Linked DNA regions of Homo sapiens: region 2 is linked to region 1. Evidence: chromatin contacts called from ENCODE Hi-C or POLR2A ChIA-PET data. All regions are on one chromosome and are shown on one strand. The core of a region is the stretch at or near the end of the contact, and the rest is flanking DNA. Distances in the headings are between cores, read along the strand shown.

Evidence for each region. A loop is a pair of places that touch in the nucleus more often than their neighbours do. ChIA-PET counts read pairs that join two places held with the same protein, here RNA polymerase II (POLR2A).
Region 2: a loop to region 1 is called in a map of PC-9, with 4 times the contacts of the local background. The contact joins two enhancer-like sites. A Hi-C loop is called at or near these places in 1 of 168 maps with a recorded cell type or tissue (PC-9). POLR2A ChIA-PET finds 5 or more read pairs at or near these places in 2 of 52 experiments (PC-9 and activated T-cell).

The regions. Positions count from the first base shown.
Region 1 is chr1:93,957,602-93,964,225 of GRCh38, forward strand. No RefSeq gene overlaps it. Among named protein-coding and RNA genes, the nearest start is that of GCLM, 51 kb to the left of the region's middle. Within about 2 kb of position 3,395, at least 5 of the 41 ENCODE cell types and tissues checked have a DNase peak (open chromatin) inside an H3K27ac peak, as active enhancers do; they include PC-9, where a contact is called at or near this core.
Region 2 is chr1:94,255,340-94,261,963 of GRCh38, forward strand. The region is part of intron 2 of ARHGAP29-AS1 (ARHGAP29 antisense RNA 1); the gene reads left to right. It also overlaps a transcript of ARHGAP29 not described here. Among named protein-coding and RNA genes, the nearest start is that of ARHGAP29-AS1, 11 kb to the left of the region's middle. Within about 2 kb of position 3,817, at least 13 of the 41 ENCODE cell types and tissues checked have a DNase peak (open chromatin) inside an H3K27ac peak, as active enhancers do; they include PC-9, where a contact is called at or near this core.

The DNA.
Region 1 (6,624 bases), core at 2,145-4,644:
TTGTGCTTGGATCTTGCCACCCCTTCTGCCTGGCCTGAGAAGCTTTTTCTGACCTGTCTTGACCATGCTTACTACCAAATGTAAATGCCATTAATACTGCAAATGTTTAGTAGTAGAGCTATCATCAAATGTTCCTCAATACAGCTTGTGATCTAGTAAGTCACTTTTAGGAAATCTCACTACCTCTTGGGTAGAATCCAAATTCTTGGTAGCCCTGCACTCATGGCCCCAGCCTGCCTTCTTCCTCACCTCCTCTGACTCCTGACTCATGCCCTACATTTAAGGCAATTGGACCTTGTGGCTTTGCCCCTTCTGTGCCACATTTTCCAGCCTCCATGACTTTGCTCTCCTATCTCAACATCCAAAGCAGCCCAAACTACAAGGCGTGTCTAACATGCTCTCTTCTTCATGAAGCCACCCTTGCCTCTGTTCTGCTCTGCCCCTGTCATGACCTGATTCTTTTCTGCCCTAGCTTATGATTGGTTGGCAGTCCTGTCTAGCAGTTTGTCTTGACTCCCACCCTTCCTATGCTCCGTGTCTTTTCCTGCTCAGAATCCCTTCTGGGATTGCCCATGACCTCAGTTAAAGTCCAACAGGGGGGAAGGCCCTCACACCCCTCCAGTCTGGTCTCAAGTCATCCCCATGTGTAAACTCTGTGCTCCATCCAAAGGCTTCTCTTCTTTGTGTTTTGAAACTCCCAGTGGTTTCCATGGCCATGTCTTGAGTCCATTCTCTCTCTCCCTCTTTGCTGGCCTCTCCTTTATTTGCTTATAGAAACCCAGCTCTCCCTTTTACACTAAATTTAGATGGCAGCACTCTTTTGTGAAATGTTTCTTCATTATCCTGGTTAAACATTATATATCCCACCTGTGAACTGTTGTGACATTTAGCTTCTGTTGACATTTGTTACATATTTCTGTAAATTGTCATTATTTTTGTATTTTGCTTACCTAATCAATTAGTAATCTGCTCCTGGAGTTGATGTGCTATTTCTTAGACTTATATTTTTAACATCTGGTTTTGAGTGTTGTGTTTCAGTGCCATAGATTGCTTGGTGAAGATGTGTTGATTGAATTCAACTGTGAATAATCACAGGATTCCCTGGCTTAGGCAGCTATACATTTACCTTCTTCATATCTTACTTTTCTTGCTTGCAAAATTGTGCTAATTTTATTCTGTAAAAGAATGGCATGGAACTAAATTGGACAGACCCTCTATATTTTTTCAATGTGGCATATTTTTATTGTTGCTTAAAATAAATTTGCTTCCTAGCTTAGATGCAATAGAGGAAGCCAGTTTCTCGGGTGTTGCTGCAATCCCCAGCTAACTTGTGGTAAAAGCTGATAGGGTTTGGATTCTACTAGATAGATTGGAGAAAAAGAAACCACCAAACACACAATTTCAGTACATTCTACTTAGTAAAGCCCTCAGAGTAGAAGCCTAAAACAAGCTCTGTACACAACAGGGGAATCAGGCTGAGGCTTTTCCTTGGGAAGTTAAAGCTGTGACACAGACTCAGCCCTGTGCTGCTGGGATCTCCACCTGGAGCTCCCATTAGCACCTTCAACTCTTGACAGCTAAGATGGGCTCCTTATTTTCCCTCCCAAACGTTTTTTTTTTTTTTTTTTTAATCTTGGTTGGTGATACCACCTGGCAGTTTCTGGGAGCCATGGGAACCAGGGAAGGCTTTATCCCTCCTGCTCCCCACGCTGATTTTTCTTCTGAAAACCACCATTTTCAACCATCACAGAAGCCTCCTCATGCCATGGATTTCTACAGTGCCACCTTGGTGATCTCTCTAAACTACAAATGAATATCTTTTGCCTCGTTTGAAAGCTGTTTCTGTTTTCTATGAACAAGATGCCCCACTTCCCCTGTCTTCCTGGTGACAAGCTCATCCTTGGAAACGCTACATAGATGTCTTTTCTTCTGGGCTGTTTGATTCTCCCAGTGACTCAATCTGTCTCCCTCCTCCCTCTGGTTGCGTAGCTACCCTAAAGGTCCATTAAGTTAAGGGCTTCCCATCTGTCTTCTGTACTGGGTGGTGAGTGCTGGGATAGTGGTGGTAGTGGGTTGGTGTTTGCTAACTCTGTCCAGCACGCTGCCTAGCAGCTAATAACAGAAGCTCAGTTAATACCTGTTGACTTGAATATGCAAACAAATCATCGCATCCTAGTAATCCAGAGAAGATGGGATATGCTGTCTTCTAAGTAGGCATCTTAGAGCCCCCCAGGCAGCTACAGATTGGGTGTCCCTAATCTGAAAACCTGAAATCCAAAATTCTTCAAAATCTGAAATTTTTTGAATGCTGACATGACTCTCAAAGGAAATGCTTATTGGAGCACTTAGAATTCTGCATTTTTGGATGAGGCATGCTCAACTGGTAAGTGTAATGCACACATTCCAAAATCTTAAAAAGTCTGAAATCTGGAACACTTATGGTCCCAAGCATTTAGAAGAAGGGATACTCAACCTGTAATAGCCACTGCATGGCTTTGTCCTGCCCTGTTTCTGTGTGTATTCAACAGGGTGACCCTCTTCCTCTCATGTCCCATCTACTTTCCATCATCCACCCCTTCCACATCAGTAAGTGTATTTCTCATACCATCTACATGTCATTGAATTTGGAGTAAGTAGACCTAGGAACTTACACTGGCTCTGTTAGCAATTAGTTGTGTGACCTTGGAGAAGTCATCTATTTTTTTCTCAGCTTCAGGTTTTCCATCTGTAAAAGGGAAGAGTGGTTATTAGACTAAAATTAGTAGTTTTAGATATGTTCTGGGGTTAGAAGGCAACAATATTGGGGCCTAGTCCCTGCGTTCAACCAGAATAGTTCTGTCATGGTGTGTTTTATTTACATATCTTGGTAATATTTATTTTGAACAAAGCTTTCAAAAGGTGTTTGAAAATCCCTGGCTTTGATGAATTATAAAATCCCTTTCCTCCTATTATCTCAGGAACCACAGTTCCTCATTCATTAATAAAGAACAGGCTTTGCTAGTCTTCTGAAAAGGATTATTGCTTGCTGGGAAAATTCCTTCCCCTTTAGTTTTCTTAAAATCGAAATTTAATCATAGGTCCCACTGCTTCTCTGAACTGGCTTGGCATGTAAAACCTGACTTGCTTGTTTGTTTGTTTTTAGAGACAGGGTCTTGCTCTGTCACCCAGGCTGGAGTGCCATGATGTGATTCTAGCTCACCACGGCCTTGAACTCCTGGGCTCAAGAGGCCCTCCCACCTCAGCCTCCCCAAGCACTGGCATTGCAGGTGTGAGCCAGCATGCTTGGCCTCGTTTCTATTTTTATTGTCTTTCCAATCTTTGCTCTCAGTTTATGCTGAGATTTGATAGCTGATCATAAAACTCAGCTCTGTGGGGATGTCATCTTGGAGATAAGCTGCTACTCTAAGAGGCTGGAGGCAGGCCTAGGCTTGCCTTTTGTGAGGTGAGTGGGAAGAGAAGTTCTGGGCATTGGCAGGATTCATTTGAACATACATCATTTAAAAAGCATTTGTTAAAAAACTAGTATGAAAACTAAAATGCAGTGCATTTGAGTATAAAAGGAAAAAGAATTTATTGGGTGCCTCCCACAAGCAATGTGCTGTGGTGAGGAGTAAAAAACAAAGACTACACTGTGTTTTCTCTTCCAAAATCCTCAGACCAAACATCTTCTAAGAAGCCATTAAATTAACCTAACATTTGGGGTTCATAAATGTTTGTTTCCTGTTGAAAATAAAAAGAGAACTGTGAGCCATTTTGACCTTGCTGGTAGAGCCTTCAAAGATGGATTTAGTTCAGACTTGCTCTCTGTGACCTAAATCTGCATTCTTTGCAGTTTGTACACTAATAGTTCAAGGATAGAAGGCACAGTACAAACTTTGTAATAACTGTTATTAGTGACTGAATTGCTGTTTGTTTTATTTTTTTTAAATGAAGCAAACTCATCAAAGAAAGCATGGACTCTTGCCTTCATGGTTTTGCAAGTACTGTTCCTTCAATCTGGAACATTCTTCTTCCTGTCCTTGCATCCCCTTCCGATGGTTAACTGATTTCTAAAGTCCCTGTTTAGAGTGCGAATCCTCTGGGAAGCCCTCCCAAGTCTGAGTTATGCAACCCTCTTGTGGTCTCCTAAAACATCTTGTGCTTACCCTTGTACATAGAGCTTACTGAGTACTAACCATAGATGTACTTTACCTATTTGGATTCATTTTATCCTCTCATCATGATAAGGTAGGCCCTGTTATTATCACCATTAGATAGAGTGGAAACGAAGTTGCGTAGAAGTTAAGTGACTTGCCTAGGGTCACTTAGCTAGCCAGTGTTGGAGCAGGGGAGTCTAGCTCCAGAGTGCATACTCATAAATGTTCATGTACTCTTGGCATCCTGGCATTTCCAGTACCAGAACAGCCTTGCTGGCAGTGTTTTCCAGGCCTAACAATTTGCTTGGCACTTAGAAGGCATTAGTGTATACTTGTTGGAAGAGTAGATGAAGCGTGACCCTCACCTCCAGGAACTTTCTGTGTGGTGGCTTGGTCACAGAAAGTTATGATATGAGGTCAGAGGCAGAGATTTTAGGAGGCTTGAGGACCTGGGAGGAGGGAGAGACCCATGCTGCCTGGGGGTTGGGGGCTGGCTCCAGTGTGCTTAACTTTCCCGGACAAGGAGCTGGTGTCTCAGCCGGACAGTGACCAGCCTCTCTGGTTGTGTCAGGACAACCTGGAATGTCTCTTGAACTAGTCACCCAGATAACCTCAATTTTAAGAGAAATATTAAGTATTTGATTTGTAGAAGCCTATTAAAAACAAAAACATTTTTTTTTCTCAGTGCCAAAGAGAGAAGAAGTTAAACTTGCCATCTGAACAATGGAATTCCCAAAGCACAAATAAAGAGCAACTTCTTTTGTAAAAGGATTTTGAGTCTAAAGAGCTTGTCTAGAGGAAGCTATCATGAGCCACCCACATTTGCAATGCCCCTGGTGTGGAAGGGAATAGAATGTCAGCAGAGGTTGGCTGAGAGAACCACAGGTAGGACACCATGCCTCCCTGAGGATGGTAGCCTGAGTTCTGGTCCTGAGGCATTGATGAGAGCTGCCACAATTCACAGGTGTCCTTAACAGCACTCATTCATACATGTTCAGATAGGCTTTAGTTTAGAGAATAGATATATTACAGCAGGGATGTCAGCACATTTTGCTGTAACCAAGTCTGTGCTTGGTCTTTCGCTGTTTCCTGAACATGCCAGACTCCTTAACTGCACTTGGGTTTCTTGCCTCTTCCGCTTCCCTTTCCCCTGGGTCCCTCCCAATCCTTCTCCCTCTCCCATTGAGCCTTCCCAAGTAACTCCACTGCTCACTAATCTCCCAATTTTTGGAAATGCCACAGTCTTTCTAACTTGTAACTTCATGGTTTTGCAAGTGCTGTTCCTTCAATCTGGAACATTCTTCTTCCTGTCTTTGCATCCCCTTCTGATGGTAAAGGTGGTGTTATCTGACATCAGATTGTGGAGTTTAAGGTCTGCTTCTGACGATTTTTTGGACATGCCACTTAACCTCTCTGAGCTATCCATTTCCCATAGGTAAAGGGGACATGAATAACAGTTTCTGCGGCATGGGGTTGTTATAAGGATTAACTGAAGAAATGCAGGTAAAGTGGTAGGCACAGTGCCAGGCATACACCAATCCCTGTGGGCCAGTCCCACAGAACAGGGCCCCACCTTCCTTTGCTCTGGGTCCTGATGGTGTCCCAGCAGTGGCTTTGGAGTTGGAGGTGGGCTTGCCATCCACCACATGCAGCAAACACAAACAAAGTGATGTTGAATTGGGGCTGAAGTTACTATTCTAGAGTTTATGTGGCTGGGTAATGGGGAGGATCCTCTCTGGGCTACAGAATAGAATGTGCTTAATCACTGGCTTATTTGTTAACCAAGTCAGGGAAAGTTTGGCTAAGGACCCTAACTTACATTTGGGGTTGTAGTCTTTACTCACCCTATTGCCCGCCTCATCTGAATCCTTTAGATTTGTAAAATGCCAGAAATCGAAGCCAACCCAAACAGAACAGTAGGGTTTATTGGCCCAAAACTGGCAGGGGGACCCGGGACCAGCCTCTCCAACAGGTGACGTCTATTATCACGCGTCCTGAAGGCGCTTCCAGCTTCCTGGTACTCAGTCCTCCCACTGCTGGCTGCAGAGATTTTTTTTTTTTTTAAATAAGGTTAAAAAGTAACCCTTCTCACCATGAATAAGCAAAAACACTGAGGCAGAGGTATTGCACGCTCAAAGTGAGTAACTTGAATTTCAGCTGCCAGATTTCTGAGCTTACTGCCAGGGCAGAAAGAAACAGCAGATCTGAGCTGTGGGGATTCTTGGGCTTTGTATTTGCCATTACGGTCAGAGACAGGCCAGTCTTTGCTTGTGGATTTTTATTTGTACACTTCTGAGCTCTCAGTTGTTTAATCCAAAGTAGCTGGAACTATGGGGTAGTAGATGGGTGACACGACAAGACATGAATTCTGTGTGTGGGATTAGGATTTGGTCTTGATATAAGCTCAATTACAATGGTTCATGGGGAAATTAAAAAAAAAAAAACATAAGCCCTATTGTTCTGGGCCCAAAATTTCCCGGCTGTGAAC
Region 2 (6,624 bases), core at 2,567-5,066, 300 kb after region 1:
TCAAACTTCTAGCCTCCAGAACTGTAAGAAAATGAATTTCTGTTGTTTAAGCCTCCCAGTCTGCAGTACTGTGTTATGGCAGTCCTAGCAGAGTAACACATAAGGCAACACTATTTAAATGACAGGACTTAAATAATAACAGCACTGATGGGTTCTAGTTGGATCCAGGACCATCCTCTTCCCTTCCCTGTAGAAATGTTAGTCCACCTGTGGCTGCAAATTGCCATTATCCAACTTGTTAAGTGCGGCATTTCTTCCTAATATTCACAAGTCACACAATGAGTCAATATCACTCCTACTCTGGGGTGTGGCCCAGGATAAGGCATCACATCCATTGTAATACTGTCATTAAAATGAGAAGGCAGGATGTTTACAAGCCTGGTGTTCTGTAAGTAAAGAATTTTCAGTGGGAGGAGATTGATTCGTTTCTGCTCAGAGTTGAAGGGATGCCCTGGTCTCTTCATTTGTATCTAAGAGAGGAAGAGTTAGTGTGGCAGTTTTAGGGATACTGTTGCTGCCATTGCAATTGGTATTGGTGGTTAGTTAATAATACTAATTCCATCACTGTGCTTGGTTTATAATATGAGCTCAATAAGCATTAGCTTACTTTTCTATTCTTTTTTGGTTCTATAACATTTCACAGTACACAAAGCTCTGCTACACACATTAACTCAGTCTTCAAAACAAGTCTGTGAAATATGAATTATTGTTATCATCCTTATTCAGCTACTAAGAAACCTGTATCTCAAGGAAGGTGAACTATTTACTCAAAATTACACTACAAGTTAATAGAAGAGATTGAACTCAAAGCAAGGTCACCTGTCTCCTCAAGCAGGACTCTCTCCGACATACCCACCAGCTCTAGGTAGTTAGTTCTATTCCTCTCTGTATGTTTTAAATAATCCATTTTAATCAAGGAATGACTTTCTGTATTCATCAAATATTCTTGATAATGAAGAGCTTTGATATTTATTACACAGATTGTATCTACCCTACAAATATTACATGAATAAACACTTTGCACATACAAATGGGCAGAGAAAGAAAATGCCCCCAGAACCCCTTCATAAGTTACCTCCCTTCTACTGAACTTGGGTCAGAATTTCTTAAGAATAATTGTTTAGAAGATACTTTCTCTTACATAAATACAGAGTTCCAATTTAACCAAAACCAGAAATAGATTTAACAGTACTAATCTTTTTTTTTTTTTTTTTTTTTTTTTTTTTTTTTTTTTTTGAGACAGAGTCTCGCTCTGTCTCCCAGGCTGGAGTGCAGTGGCGCGATTCTCGGCTCACTGCAAGCTCCGCCTCCCAGGTTCACGCCATTCTCCTGCCTCAGCCTCCCGAGTAGCTGGGACTACAGGCGCCCACTACCACGCCCGGCTAATTTATTGTATTTTTAGTAGAGACGGGGTTTCACCATGTTAGCCAGGATGGTCTCGATCTCCTGACCTCGTGATCCGCCCGCCTCAGCCTCTCAAAGTGCTGGGATTACAGGCGTGAGCCACCGCGCCTGCCCAACAGTACTAATCTTTATATATTCTATGGTTTACTTTTTATTTTACTTCGTGTATGTTTGTGTGTGGGATAGGGAAGTAACATTGCTCCTATAGGTATATACTTTTCAGGTTTTTTATGCTAGACTTAGAAGCAAACTTTTTAAAACATAATTCATTCATTGGATGGAGGCTGTTTGAAAATTAAGAATTTTCAAAGAATTGATTTATGATCCTCTCAAACCAATCCTTTTATGATTCAGAAGACACTTCAAGAATCTTGGCTGGGCCGGGCATGGTGGCTGACACCTGTAATCCCAGCACTTTGGGAGGCTGAGGCAGGCAAATCATGAGGGCAGGAGATGGAGATTATCCTGGCCAACATTGTGAAACCCCGTCTCTACTAAAAATGCAAAAATTAGCTGGGTGTGGTGGTGCACGCCTGTAGTCTCAGCTACCCGGGAGGCTGAGGCAGGAGAATCACTTGAACCCTGGAGGTGGAGGTTGCAGTGAGCCGAGATCAGGCCACTACACTCCAGCCTGGCAACAGGGTGAGACTTTGTCTCAAAAAACAACAAAAAAAAGAATCTTGGCTGGGCACAGTAGCTCATGCCTGTAATCTCAGCACTTTGGGAGGCTAAAATGGGAGGACTGCTTGAACCCAGGATTTTGAGACCAGCCTGGGCAACACAGGGAGACCCTGTCTCTACAAAAGTAAAAAAAAAATTAACTGAGCATAGTGGCACATGCCTGTGGTCCCAGCTACTTGGGAAGCTAAAGTAGGAGGATTGTTTGGCTTGGGAGGTCAAGCTTGCAGTGAGCTGTGATTGTTCCACTGCACTCTAACCTGAGTGACAGAGGGAGATCCTGTCTCAAGAAGAAGAAGGAGAAGGAGAAGAAAAGCTTCCAATGTATCTATGACACATGTGACATTATCCTAATGATATATGCTCTATAACAGCAGCAAGGACTAGTTAATAGGCACTGGATGATGACAGAGTGTTGCCAACATTGTATAGGTAGTCTGTGCCCTATTGGAAATCTTATCAGAACCCCTGAGAGCACCTGAATGAAGTCCAGCATATGCACTGATTTGATAACTCACTCCATACCTTTTCCTTCTTAGAGAAGGAAGATGATGATAGAAGCCCCGATCAGGGATGTTGGATTCTGGTGTTGGAGGACCAAGTATTAGGTATGATATGACAAAGTATTAAAATAGAAGCTCAAAACTCAAAACCCTAGACAAACAGAGAGACAAGACCTCCTGCAGGAAGTATCCATTCCTACTTACCTCCAGACCACTGGAGTCATGGGTAACATGACCATTCCTAATTTGCCCTGGACAGTTTCAGTTAACACTAATTGTTCAGGTAAAATTATTGATAGACCCTTCTCTCACTCTCAGAAGTGTGCCAATTTGTACATTACAGTAAATGTGCCCTCTAGTCATAGGAGAACTTATGCTCAGTATTACCTGGTCTCTCAATTTTTTAAGCCAGGAATTTGGATTTTTATAGAACATTTCTGAATTTTTTAATGTGGACAATAAATTCCAAATTTTTAAAATTGTCCAGGCCAAATAAAAATCATGAGAGGTGGAATCTGGCCTGAGAGCTGCCAGTCTGTCATCTGTAAGTTAGAAACTCTAGCTGATACCACAGTGTTCTTTGCCTTCCCTCTTTGGAGACCTTAGCTCTCATGGGCTGTTGAGAGAGGGTCTTAGGGGGCTCCCACAGGGGAAAGCCTTCTGCTTTAGGCAGTTCCAGTGGTAATCAGGGAAGGGTCCAGGAGACAACAGGCCTGATAGGGGCAGTTTAGGCCAGTTGTTCAAGGCCTTAGTAATGATTATAACTAGCGCTTCCTATGTAGTAAGGTCTTACATAGATTATCTTATTTACTCTTCACAATCACCTATAAGGAAGATATTATGATCTCCATTGCTCTAACGAGGAAATTGAGACTTAAAGAGACTAATTAATATGAACAAGTTCACCCAGCTAGTAAGTGGCAAAACCAGGGATCTGAACTCATGTCAGACTTGACTCAAAAAACCCACATCTTTATCCTCTGTGTCTGCTGCTTCCCACTGTAGAGAGATCAAGTTTTTCTTTCCCTTGTGGTGTTTTTCATTTGGGTGAGTCATTTTTGAGCTCTTGTCACCATGGAAAATCATAAAGTCTTGACTCTGAGTCTGCAAGAAGATATTTTCTTGCTTTCATTCAGGTATGTAGAACACAGGCCAAGTGGTTCAGCCCAAATCTCTAGAACAAGGGTGGGTGGGGACAGGCAGTGGGGTTTAGGGCCAAATTCCCAAGTAGTCATAAGGAGTGTTCTTTTACTAGGTGTCTGTCCCTTTTGCCTAGATTCCTTGGAACTCTGCCAGTGATGGGCAGCTGGTCAAAGATTTGAGATTTCACAATTCCAGTCATCTCTGTGACCTGTATCCATTTTAGAAATACAAGTAATGAATATACCTCATCCAACAGAGACTAGGAAAAGCATAGAATTTTTGTTCTAGTATTAATTTGACCAAAGATTGGACATGTTGTAGTGGATCAAATAATGTCCCCATAAAATGCATGTCTTCCCAGAACTTTAGGATGTAAGCTTGTTTGGAAATAGGGTCTTTGCAGATATAATTAGTTCTAATGAGGTCATAGTGGATTAGGGTGGGACTTAATCCAGTGACTGTTGTCCGTACAAGAAGAGAAAACAGAGACACAAGGGGAAGATACCTGTATAAAGGAAGAGGTAGAAATTGGAGCAATGTACCTGTAAGCCGAGGAACACCAAGGATTGCCGGCAACCATCAGAAACTAGGGAGAAGCAACGAGGGATTCATCTCTAGGGACTACAGAGGCAGCATGGGCCTGCCTTGCCTCCAGAACTGTGAGAGAATCCATTTCTGTTGTTTTAAGTGATGCAAGTTTGTGGTAGTTTGTTAAAGCAGCCACAGGAAACTAATACACATGATAAAGAAAAAAATTTAAATACTAAAATGCCCTTTCAAGATGGAACAGGAATCTGTGTTGGAAGTTTAAATTTCAAAGCTCCCAAGTCAAAAGTTCAGAGAGCATTTTCTGACTCACTGTTGGCCGAAGAATGAACTTTTCAGAGAGGAAAAGTGTCCTCCCTGCATAATGCAAAAGTCTCTACGGAGTTTCTGTAGAGGACCAGAGGCATTCCATGTGTTGATTCAAAATGGCTTAGTTCTGATCTAATCTTGAGCAAGACTTGCTTGTGTTTAGGAAGTCCATCTACCAATGTCTACCACCATTTGCCACGTCATCACAAGCCTAAAATCTGTTATGCCTGGGATGAGCCATGGACATTCGAGTGTGCATTATATGGTAGCCTTTTCCCATTTTCTGCCATGTTTGCCCTGTCTATCTGAGGGGCTTCTGGCTCAGTTTCCCTTTTGAGACTACGATTCTGACAACCAAACCAGCTTTCGTTTCTCTAAAGACAGATCCCTTCCTTTCTCTTACCCCCAGAGGGGCCCTGCCTCAAATCTGATGGACTCTCTGCATTGCAGAGGGATTTCTTACACTTTCAATTTTGGAATGCCCATAGCAACTCTGAAGAAAGCTGGTCACAAGCTCCTATATCCCATCCTCAGCTGATTCAATCAAATTTGGGTATCTGGTCCAAGAGCAGCTCGTCTGTAGGCCTGTCAGTGTTCTATGGAGTAATCTGGCAAGGAAGCTTTACTTAATGAAGGAAAGAATAATCAATAGCACTAATAGGACCTTCTGTCTTGGAGAGTTTAAATAGAATGCTTTGTAGGGGTATGGGGGACTTGCTGTTGGTAGTAGGTAGAGAGATTGGAAAGACACACAGAAAAAGAAACCATGTGATAGCAGGCGCCATTAGTGAGCTGAGGCCATGAGACAAAGAAAAATGAAGGAAGTTGGCTGGTAGTGGCAGGAATAGTCAAACAGAGACAAGAACAGCTGCATCATCATAAAAGTGGCAGAGCATTAAGGCAGCTGATGCTGGTGTCTGAGGGCCCACAGGATAACTCAAACTGCATTGTGTTCTAAAGCAGCTTCTATCTTATAAATTATGTTCTGGTCTCTGTGAGGCATAGCTGTGCAGCTGTTGAGTGTTTCCTGACTTCCTTACAACCTCCTGTGTATCCCTGCAATGCCACCTTCCTAATTCTGCACCCCCATTAACTAAGGTAAATGTGTCTCTGTTCTTGAAACATTAAAAAACCAGGCCATGAAACCACCATCTCCACTACCGAATTCCATCAGATTGGACTTTTTGGAAACTATCCAGAGATTCTGAATGTACACTCTCCTCTTAGACATCAACACTTGGAAAGTCCCTTACTATTGCTTGGCCAGACCTTCTTACCTCAGCTCTGTAGCTTCCCCTTTTCCAGTTCACCTGCTGCAGAAGCTCAGACATGCTTTATAAATCAAGGCACATAGGTTATTATAACACTGATCTCATTTAATGTAATTTCATCTCCATAATTGAACATAATGAAGTAATAAACACTTATTTGTGTTTACTATCACAAGTTTGGGTCTCATTTGGCTTTACTGTGTTATGCGTGCAGGTCAAGTGTAGCTACATCTCAACAAAATTAAGACGATTTTGTAGTTTAGAAGTAAGGTTAAGATTTGGAGTCTTGAAATGATCCTATGCCTAGAAAACTCCATAGTCTTGACCTGAACGCTCCTTAAGCTGATAAATAATTTCAGCTGTCTCAGGATACAAAATCAACATACAAAAATTACTAGCATTTCTATTCGCCAACAACAGTCAAGCTGAGAACCAAATCAGGAACGCAATTCCATTCACAATTGCCACAAAAATAATAAAATACCTAAGAATACAGCTAACAAGGGAGGTGAAAGTTCTCTACAAGGAGAACTACAAAACACTGCTCAAAGAAATCAGAGATGACACAGACAAATGGAAAAACATCTCATGCTCATGGATAAGAAGAATCAAAATCATTAAAAAGGCCATATTGCCTAAAGTGATTTATAGATTCAATGCTATTCTTATCAAACTACTGATAATGTTCTTCACAACTAGAAAAAGCTATTTTAAACTTCGTATGGAACCATAAAATGAGCCTGAATAAGCAAGGCAATCCTAAGCAAAAA